Regions from separate parts of the Homo sapiens genome. Here region 1 is linked to region 2. A link is a contact called in ENCODE Hi-C or POLR2A ChIA-PET data. All regions are on one chromosome and are shown on one strand. The core of a region is the stretch at or near the end of the contact, and the rest is flanking DNA. Distances in the headings are between cores, read along the strand shown. Region 1 overlaps EYA3 (EYA transcriptional coactivator and phosphatase 3). Region 2 holds the start of SMPDL3B (sphingomyelin phosphodiesterase acid like 3B).

What was found. A loop is a pair of places that touch in the nucleus more often than their neighbours do. ChIA-PET counts read pairs that join two places held with the same protein, here RNA polymerase II (POLR2A). Pooled maps may share reads with other maps.
Region 1: a map of PC-3 shows a loop between it and region 2 (4-fold over the local background). The contact joins the enhancer-like site here to the promoter of SMPDL3B in region 2. A Hi-C loop is called at or near these places in 26 of 168 maps with a recorded cell type or tissue (B cell, CD14-positive monocyte, CD4-positive, alpha-beta T cell and 15 more), 7 of 37 single-sample maps with no recorded cell type and 26 of 50 pooled maps. POLR2A ChIA-PET finds 5 or more read pairs at or near these places in 22 of 52 experiments (AG04450, BJ, CD4-positive, alpha-beta T cell and 16 more).

What each region holds. Positions count from the first base shown.
Region 1 is chr1:27,977,238-27,981,987 of GRCh38, reverse strand. It overlaps EYA3 (EYA transcriptional coactivator and phosphatase 3), which reads left to right. Exons shown (of 18, transcript NM_001990.4): 17 at 3,514-3,614. Among named protein-coding and RNA genes, the nearest start is that of XKR8, 20 kb to the right of the region's middle. Within about 2 kb of position 2,212, at least 2 of the 41 ENCODE cell types and tissues checked have a DNase peak (open chromatin) inside an H3K27ac peak, as active enhancers do; they include CD14-positive monocyte and GM12878, where a contact is called at or near this core.
Region 2 is chr1:27,933,014-27,937,483 of GRCh38, reverse strand. It overlaps SMPDL3B (sphingomyelin phosphodiesterase acid like 3B), which reads right to left and starts at 2,484. Exons shown (of 8, transcript NM_014474.4): 1 at 2,240-2,484. The coding sequence starts at 2,300. RefSeq lists a silencer at 2,357-2,622 and an enhancer at 1,949-2,850.

The DNA of each region.
Region 1 (4,750 bases), core at 963-3,462, 45 kb before region 2:
TTGTACCTACAATCCTAGGTACTCTGGAGGCTAAGGTGGGAGGAGCACTTCAGCCCACAAGTTTGAGGCTGCAGTGAGCTATGATTGTGCCACTGTACTTCAGCCTGGATGGCATAGCAAGACTTTGTCTCATAAATAAGTAAATAAATACAGCAACTGTGAAGTGTTAAGATTTTACAAAGCTTCGTTGGTGGTAGGCATTTTTTTCTTTTTTTTTTTTTTTTGAGACAGGGTCTCACCAGGCTAGAGTTCAGTGATCACGACTCACTACAGCCTCGACCTCCCTGGCTCAAGCAACCCTCCCACCTCAGCTTTTCGAGTAGCTTGGGATTATAGATGCACACCGCCATGCCTAACTTTTCCTATTTTTTGTAGAAATGGGGTCTCACTTTGTTGTCAAGGCTGGTAATTCTCCATGCTTTTTTGTATGGTTGAATTATTTCATTTACAAGGGATTGGGTGGAAGGGAACATATATGAAAGCGCTCCCTTCAGATATTGTTCCTGCTGCCGGTTGCTTTATGTATATCATAGGAACCCAGAGCACTCACTGAGCCTCCCACATCTGAAAGACAGATTTTCTGTAGTGCTTATTATACTGAGACCTGGCACCCGCAGGCTCATCAGGCTAATGGAAATGATCTCATTCCCTCTGTCAGTAAGTGTGCTTATTTGGTATTTTTCCTCAGTCTCAGTTCATCCAGAGCTAATTTGCAAAGCTGCAGTGGGATCTGGTGCTATGGTAACCACAGTAGGAGGCTTGAGGCTTTTCTTCACAGAACTGTGAAATGGGAGCAAGGAGAAGAAATACTTTTTCACTTCCTCTGAAATGATAGCAAAATATGGTTCTCTTAATGGCCATTCTGTGATTTGGGGACATTAAAGAGAATTCTCAAAATAATTTCTGAAAATGTCAGAAGTTTTTTTTGTTTTGGGGGGTTTTCTTGAGACAGGGTCTCACTCTGGTACCTAGGCTGGAGTGCAGTGGCACGATTATAGCCCATTGCAACCTTAACCTTCCCACGCTCAAGCGATCCACCCACATCAGCCTCCTGAGTAGCCAGGACTTCAGGCGTGTTCCACCACCATACCCAGCTAATTTTTTAATTTTTTGTAGGGAAAAGGTCCCACTGTGTTGCCCAAGCTAATCTCAAACTCTTGTGCTCAAGTAATCCTCCTGCCTTAGGCCTCCCAAAGTGCTGGGATTGCAGACTTGAGCCACCGCTCCTGGCTAGAAATATTTTAATAGAGAAAACCCAGGGACTAATATTCTCCAAAGATTTGGCTGATCTTACAGTTCACCAGCTTCAATTGCTTGACATATGGTAAACTGATTAATCATTGGCCTCATCCTCCTGAACAGGAAAGCTCATATCCAGAAATGGAAGTATTTTACCAACTGTATTGGAGTGAGTCCTGTTTTCATGGAGCTGCTTCTTTACTTTGAGCTGTTAATAACTCTCTTGGCCTCTTAATCCTTTTAAAGGAGACATTACAGAGTATATTTCATCCTTGATCATTGCATGCCAGGACAGTGAAAATGTCTGTGTTCTTATCCTCAAAATATGAGTTACTGCCTTTGTTGAGTCTTACAAGAAAGTCAAACTGACTCACTTAAAAAAGTTTTTTGCTACAGACAGATCATAGTAGACTGTGCATCTGGTGGAGGTTGGCTTAGTTTGTAAAGCTGTAATGGGTGAAATGGAATTAAAGAACTCTTCAACACCATGAACATAATAAGAATTTATTATTAGTTGAATGGTTTAATGTTTGAACTGAATTGAGGCATAAGACCTGGACTACAGTCCTCCACTGAATCATTTGTGAGATTAATATGAATTTACTCAGCAAACATTGATTGAATCCCTCATATGAATGTAAGGCATGACAATTCTATTGTAAAATATTAGCACTAAAAGAGACCCAAGTGCACCTAAGCCAAGCCTTGTATTGTAAGTGGCCAGCTGAGCCCAGAGTGATCTAGTGTCTGGTCCAGTTGACTAGTCCGTCTGTTTTGAAGTGCCACTGGGTTAAGGATGTCAAAGATTTGCAGTTACATATCTGCACAACTTCTGTGCCAAGTAGGACTTCTGCGTATGGAAGTATAAGTTCTGGCCAATTATGTTACAGTTATCTTAGATTTGTATATTTATATATTACAGTGATTTTCCAGCAGATGGCAGTCAAATGTCTTGAGGAAGAGGCAGCTTTATCTTATTTACACAGGAACCCTGGTGCTAAGTCACTCTGTTGGGCAAGGGGAAAGAACAAGAAGGTTAATAGAGCAGGATGAAGAAGAAAGCCAAAGTTAGGACCTTGTTTAACTGAAGAAGGTGGCAGAAGCAGGGAGATAAAAAGAGCAAGGGATATAACTTCTTTTTATTTATACAAATAAAGTATCTTTCCCACAGCAGTATGATCTGTGTATGTTTTAGGTGTTGGTTGCAGATGGGATTTGAGTTTTGATACACTGCCATGTTTCTCAAAACTGTCTGCAGTTCTGAGAAATGGATTTAAATCACCCATTTCCCAAGGTCAATTTCAGTGATGCAGTATCTTGGTTACAACTACAAGGTATAGTAAGTAAGGAGGTTCCAGATATGACAAATGTTGATGCCATATTTATTGGTCACTGTTCTCAGTTCTATTCTGGGGCTGTTCTCTCACTGAAAGACGTAAGGCCTATACCCAGGACTGTTTCTGGGAAATGAAGAATTGGAGGGAAATGGCTTTTTGTTTGTTATTGTTTCTAACAAGAAATCAGGGCCTTGTGTTTTCACTTCTCTTTTCTACCCTAAAACATTTCACCCCAAAAATCATTCATTCATTATGACACAATGACCAGAGCCTAGATTTGGAGTCAGGGGCCCCAAGTTCTAGCTACTTGCTTGTTTGTGATCTAGGGGCAAGTCACTAAACCTATTAATCTTTCCCATTTATAGAAATTCCCTCACACTAAGATCTTAGGGACTTCACCCTCAACGTGAAGGTTAAAATAAGTTTTTGGGTTGTTTGTTTGTTTGTTTTGAGACAGAGTTCGCTCTTGTTGCCCAGGCTGGAGTGCGATGGCATGATCTCGGCTCACTGCAACCTCCGCCTCCCGGGTTCAAGCGATTCTCCTGCCTCAGCCTCCCCAGTAGCTGGGATTACAGGCACGCGCCGCCATGCCCAGCTAATTTTGTTTTTTAGTAGAGACGGGGTTTCTCCATGTTGGTCAGGCTGGTCTCAAATTCCCGACCTCAGGTGATTCGCCCGCCTCGGTCTCCCAAAGTGCTGGGATTACAGGCTTGAGCCACCATGCCCGGCCAAGTTATTTTAATGGCACAACTTCACATTCTTTGGGCAGAGGGTCTACTGGATCTCTAGCTCCCATCCCTACTCCCCAGCAAGCAAACTACATGGGCTGTCACTTAGTCCACCTAAGCACAGGCAGGTGAACCTAGCAGCAGCCCTCTTCTTTGGTTTTGAAAAGAAGAGAAGAGTATTCTAACAGGAAATTTCTTTTTCTCATCAGGTAAGGAGAGCTGCTTTGAGAGAATTGTGTCAAGGTTTGGAAAGAAAGTCACATATGTAGTGATTGGAGATGGACGAGATGAAGAAATTGCAGCCAAACAGGTAACCATGGTAAAGAAAAATAGTCTATGTGGTTGTACATCGAGTAATGAGAAAAATGGGAAAAACTACAAAATCTTAGCAATCTATTATGCATTTATAATATTTTCTCTTTCTTCCTCTCCCATTTTTCTTTAAAGAAAAAGAGGGTCTTTTTTTTCTCCAGATGGAGTTTTTCCTCTTAAGTTTTTAGATCCATCCCTTCCTCTTCCTCCCTGTCACTCAAGAATCTTAAAATCTTTAAGCCCTTCTACAGGGATCCCATCATTAAACCTGAGATGTGCCCCATCTTCCATCTTCAAAGACAGTGCCTTCTCAAGCATCAGACTTGACTGCAAAAAGGCTAATCATTCTTTCTTTTCCATGCTTCAAGTTCTCAGACAGTACAACCAATAGCTGTTTCTGTAGAGAAAGTCTTTCCTGCCTTTGAGCCCTGGAAAGATTGTTCTGATGTTAACCCCACCACTATACAGGTCCCAACTTCAGGTCACCCCTTCTTTTTTTCTTTTTTCTTTTTTTTTCTGTTTTTGAGATAGAGTCTCACTCTATCTCCCAGGCTGGAATGCAGTGGCACAGTCTTGGCTCACTGCAACCTCCGCCTCCTGGGTTCAAGCAATTTTCCTTCCTCAGCCTCCCAAGTGGCTGGGACTACAGGCACCCGCCACCATGCCCAACTAATTTTTGTATTTTTAGTAGAGACGGGGTTTCCCGTATTGGCCAGGCTGGTCTCGAACTCCTGACCTTGTGATCCGCCTGCCTCGGCCTCCCAAAGTGCTGGGATTACAGGTTTGAGCCACCACGCCTGGCCCAGGTCACCCCTTCTTAATATAGGAAACAATAGATGAAAGAGTCTTGGCTATAGAACTTAAAATCCCATCTGTGTCTCAGCTATGTGAATTTGAACAATTATCCTCTTTGAGTATCCTCATCTGCTAAATGGATCTGTAGAAGTTCTTTCCCTCCCTATCCCAATTTATTTTCTTCCAGCAACTCTATTTCTTAGACATGGAGGCATTGGGTTGCCAGCTAGAACCAACTGCCCTGATACTCTTCATCCAGTTAAGTGGAAACCTTAGCAACTATAATAAACTATGAGATTGGTAATCAGTTGGCATTATTATCTCATGTTTTCATTTGTC
Region 2 (4,470 bases), core at 1,235-3,734:
CTCCAAAACCCATGGAGTTCATTTGTTAAAACCTACATTTACGGACCACCTACAGTGAATACCCTCTGTTCACAATAGCTCCAGAGGTAGGTGTTACCATTCCTGCCCTGGTCCTGCTCCCTCAGCCCTGGGCTGGCCTTCCAGGGAGTGTTTTCCTACCAAGCTAACCCACAGGGGAAGAACCTGTCTGCTTCTCTGCAGTTAGAAGCTGAGGAAGGAGCGAAATGTTACACAGGACATGTGTAGGAGGAGAAGGAGCCAGCAAGTTGGCATCCACCCAAGCTCCTGGCTAAGGAAAGTGGAGGCAGAAATCCCACAGTTTAATGCAAAGCAGGGATGATGCTGTCTGATCCCCTGTCTCAGAATCCACCTGTGCTTCAGGAAGACACCTGGAGTTGGAAAAACCTTACAGGTGCTGCGGAATTCCTTTTTTTGTTGTTGTTTGTTTGTTTGTTTGTTTTTTGAGACGGAGCCTCACTCTGTCGCCCAGGCTGGAGTGCAGTGGTGCAATCTCGGCTCACTGCAAGCTCCACCTCCCGGGTTTACCCCATTCTCCTGCTTCAGCCTCCCAAGTAGCTGGGACGACAGGTGCTCATCACCACGCCTGGCTAATTTTTTGTACTTTTAGTAGAGTATTTTTAGTTTCACCGTATTAGCCAGGATTGTCTCAATCTCCTGACCTCGTGATCCGCCCGCCTCGGCCTCCCAAAGTGCTGGGATTACAGGCGTGAGCCACCGCATCCGGCCCGGAATTCCTTTTAAATTTACTTTAAAAGGAATACATTCCAGCAAGTTTGGAGAAAAGAGAAAAAAATAGTACCTCTAAACCCCACCATCCCAAGAGGACATGAAGCATAGTACAGCCAGGCACAGGCTTTGTCCTGCCATTTCCCAGCTGGGAGATCTTCAGCAAGTGCAATGTCCCCTCTGAGACTCATTTGCCTCATCTGCAAAATGGGTATAATGATATTAGCACCTACTTCAGAGGGGCTATAAAGAGAATTTTTTTCTTTCATTTTCTTTTTTTTTTTTGAGATGGTCTCATTCCCGTCACCCAGGCTGGGGTGCAGTGGCACAATCACAGCTCACTGCAGCCTCAACCTCCCAGGCTCAGGTAATTCTCCCAGCTGAGTCTCCCAAGTAGCTGGCACTACAGGCACCCACTACCACACCCAGCTAATTTTTGGTATTTTTAGTAGAGTCAGGGTTTTGCTATGTTGCCCAGGCTGGTCTCAAACTCCTGGACTCAAGCAATCCACCCTCCTCAGCCTCCCAAAGTGCTGGGATTACAGATGTTAGCCACTGCGTCTGGCCTCAAGGGTCCTTTTAAACATACAGAAGTCAGAATAGATTACACCTGTGCCTAGAACCCTCCAATGACATCCCATTTCACCCTGAGCAAAAGCCTGCGTCCTTCCTATCTACAGGCACGTGGAAAGAAAAATGTCTGAGTCCTCAAGAGAGTCTTCGAGGCTATCCATGATTTGGCACCTGCCCCACCCCACCATCTGCCAACCTCACCCCCACTTGTCCTGCCCACCCTGCTTCAGCCACGCGGGCTTCCTTGCTGTTCCTCATGCACATCTCCTGTGTGTCCACCTCAGACCCCGTGCACTGTCCTCTCTTCCTGTAATGTTCTGGACACCCATGTGGCTCCCCCACTCACTGCCTCAAGGCTCCACTTGAGTGTCACCTGATTTGACAGCTCTTCTCTGGACGTCTTGTAAGTACCCCCTCCCCACAACCCGCCTTCCCTGTTCTACTTTATTTTCCCCATAACACTTATCATCTCCTCCAATGCTGCGTACTTTACTTGTTCGTGTGGTTTGTTTTTTTCTCCCCAGATGAAGGAATTCTTCATTGAGACGGGGACTTTCTTTTCTTCTCTGATATATCCCTGGCTCCTAGAATAACGTATGGTACAGGAAAGGACCTCATTTGTTGAATGAGTCCACGAATCTTTCCTGCCACCTCCTACCTCTACTAATTAGCTAGCTCTCACGTACCCAGACCTCTTCGCAATGTCGGTGTCCCTCCCTGGCCAGCTGGCGCCTCCACTTAAAATCTTCAGCCTCAAACAGCACTTGCTAAGGCCCACTAGCTCTCCCCACCTGCCTCCCTGCCTAGCTCCTGCCTTGCTATCTTTAGAAGCACCTTCAAGCTGGCTGCGAGCAGCTTCCCGCAGCCCCAGAGTTCACAGTACAAAACAAAGGCATAGCAGACATTCCCAGTGCTGTACCTGGTTCAGCCCTGGCACCTCCCCAGTTAGCCAGGAAAATCAGCCAGGCGAGCAGCCTCATCCTCGGGGCTCACTTCCCCAGAGCCGTGGGATTCTCAGGCACTGTTGTTGTTCTCACCACAGGCTTCCTAAGTAGTTTTCTGTGGCCACGTGCCTGAGCAGAACTCCTTGTCCTGTTACAGGTGTTCCAAGTCCTCCAAGGCGTCTGGATCCTCTGGCTCTTCCTCCTTTGCCCAGCAGGGTATGATCTGGGCTGGCCCGAGGAGGCAGGCATACCGGACCCTTAAGTGGAAGCCACACCTCTCCTGCCAGTGCAGCCCCTGCCCCCAAGAGGGAGGGGCAAACAACAGAATTGCCGGTCAGCACATCAGGTGTATTGGCAAGCCCCGGAAAGGGGGATCTAATTCAGACTGAGGAATGTGAGAGGGCTTCTAGGAGGGGGTGACACGTTTAATCCTTTCTTAACATTGTATTATGGAAACAGTCAAACAGAAACAGGAGAGAGAATGGTGTAATGAACCCCCAAGTACCTTCCTCCAGCTTCAGTAATTATGAACTTATGGCCACTCTTATTTCATCTATACTCACTTTTGATTATTTTATGTATTTAAACAACTTTTTTTTTTTTTTGAGACGGAGTCTCATTCTGTCACCCAGGCTGTAGTGCAGTGGCACCATCTCAGCTCACTGCAAGCTCTGCCTCCCGGATTCACACCATTCTCCTGCCTCAGCCTCCCGAGTAGCTGGGACTACAGGCGCCCGCCACCACGCCCGGCTATTTTTTTGTATTTTTAGTAGAGACGGGGTTTCACTGTGTTAGCCAGGATGGTCTCGATCTCCTGACCTTGTGATCCACCCGTCTCGGCCTCCCAAAGTGCTGGGATTACAGGCATGAGCCACCGCGCCCGGCCCTATTTAAACAACTTTTAAAATTTTTTATTATTTTAACTTTTATTTATTTATGTATTTTTTTAGAGAAGTGTCTCAGGCTGGGTGCAGTGGCTCATGTCTGTAATCCCAGCACTTTGGTAGGCTAAGGCAGGAGGATCGCTTGAGCCCAGGAGTTTGAGGCCATCCTGAGCAACATAGTGAAACACCATCTCTACAAAAAATAAAAAAATTAGCTGGGCATGGTAATACATGTCTATAGTCCAGCTACTTGGGAGGCTGAGGCAGGAGGATCCCTTGAGCCTGGGAGGTAGAAGTTGCAGTAAGCCAAGATTGCATCATTGCATTCCAGCCTGGGTGATAGAGCAAGACTCTGTCTCAAAAAAAAAAAAAAAAAAAAAAAAGAAGGGGGTTGTCTCACTCTGCCACCCAGGCTAGAGTGCAGTGGCAAGATAATAATAGCTCACTGCAGCCTCGAGCTCCTGGACTCAAGCTATCTTCCTATCTTCCTGCTTCAACCTCTGGAATAGCTGGAACTATAGGCACTCGCTACCTCACCTGGCTTTTTTTTTTTTTTTTTTTAGAAACAGCATCTCACTACATTACTCAGGCTGGTCCCAAACTCCTGGCTTCAAGTGATCCTCCCACCTCAGCCTCCCAAAGCACTGGGCTGACAGGTGTGAGCTATCATACCTGGCCCTCACTGTATGATGTTAAATTCCAGTGATCATATCATCTTGAACGTAAACAGTATTTATCTCTAAAAGGTAAGGATTCTCTTTTTCTTTCTTTCTTTTTTTTTTTTTTTTTGAGATGGAGTTTCACTCTTGTTGCCCAGGCTGGAGTGCAATGGCAGGATCTCGGCTCACCGCAAAATCGGCCTCCCGGGTTCAAGTGATTATCCTGTCTCTGCCTCCCGAGTAGCTGGTATTACAGGCATGCGCCACCACACCTGGCTAATTTTGTATTTTTAGTAGAGATGGGGTTTCTCCATATTGGTCAGGCTGGTCTCAAACTCCCAACCTCAGGTGATCTGCCCAACTTGGCCTCCCAAAGTGCTGGGATTACAGGCGTGAGCCACTGCACCCGGCTAGGACTCTCTTTTTCTAACACATTATCAGATCTAAAAAAAAAAATAGTAATTCCACCAGGCGTGGTGGCTCACACCTGTAATCCCAGCTACTTGGGAGGCTGAGGCAGGAGAATCACTTGAACCCGGGAGGCGGAGCTTGCAGTGAGCCGAGATAGTGCCACTGCACTCTAGCCTGGGCGACAGAGCGAGACTCCACCTCAAAAAAAAAAAGAAAGAAAAAGAAAAACAGTAATTCCTTACTTCCACCAGG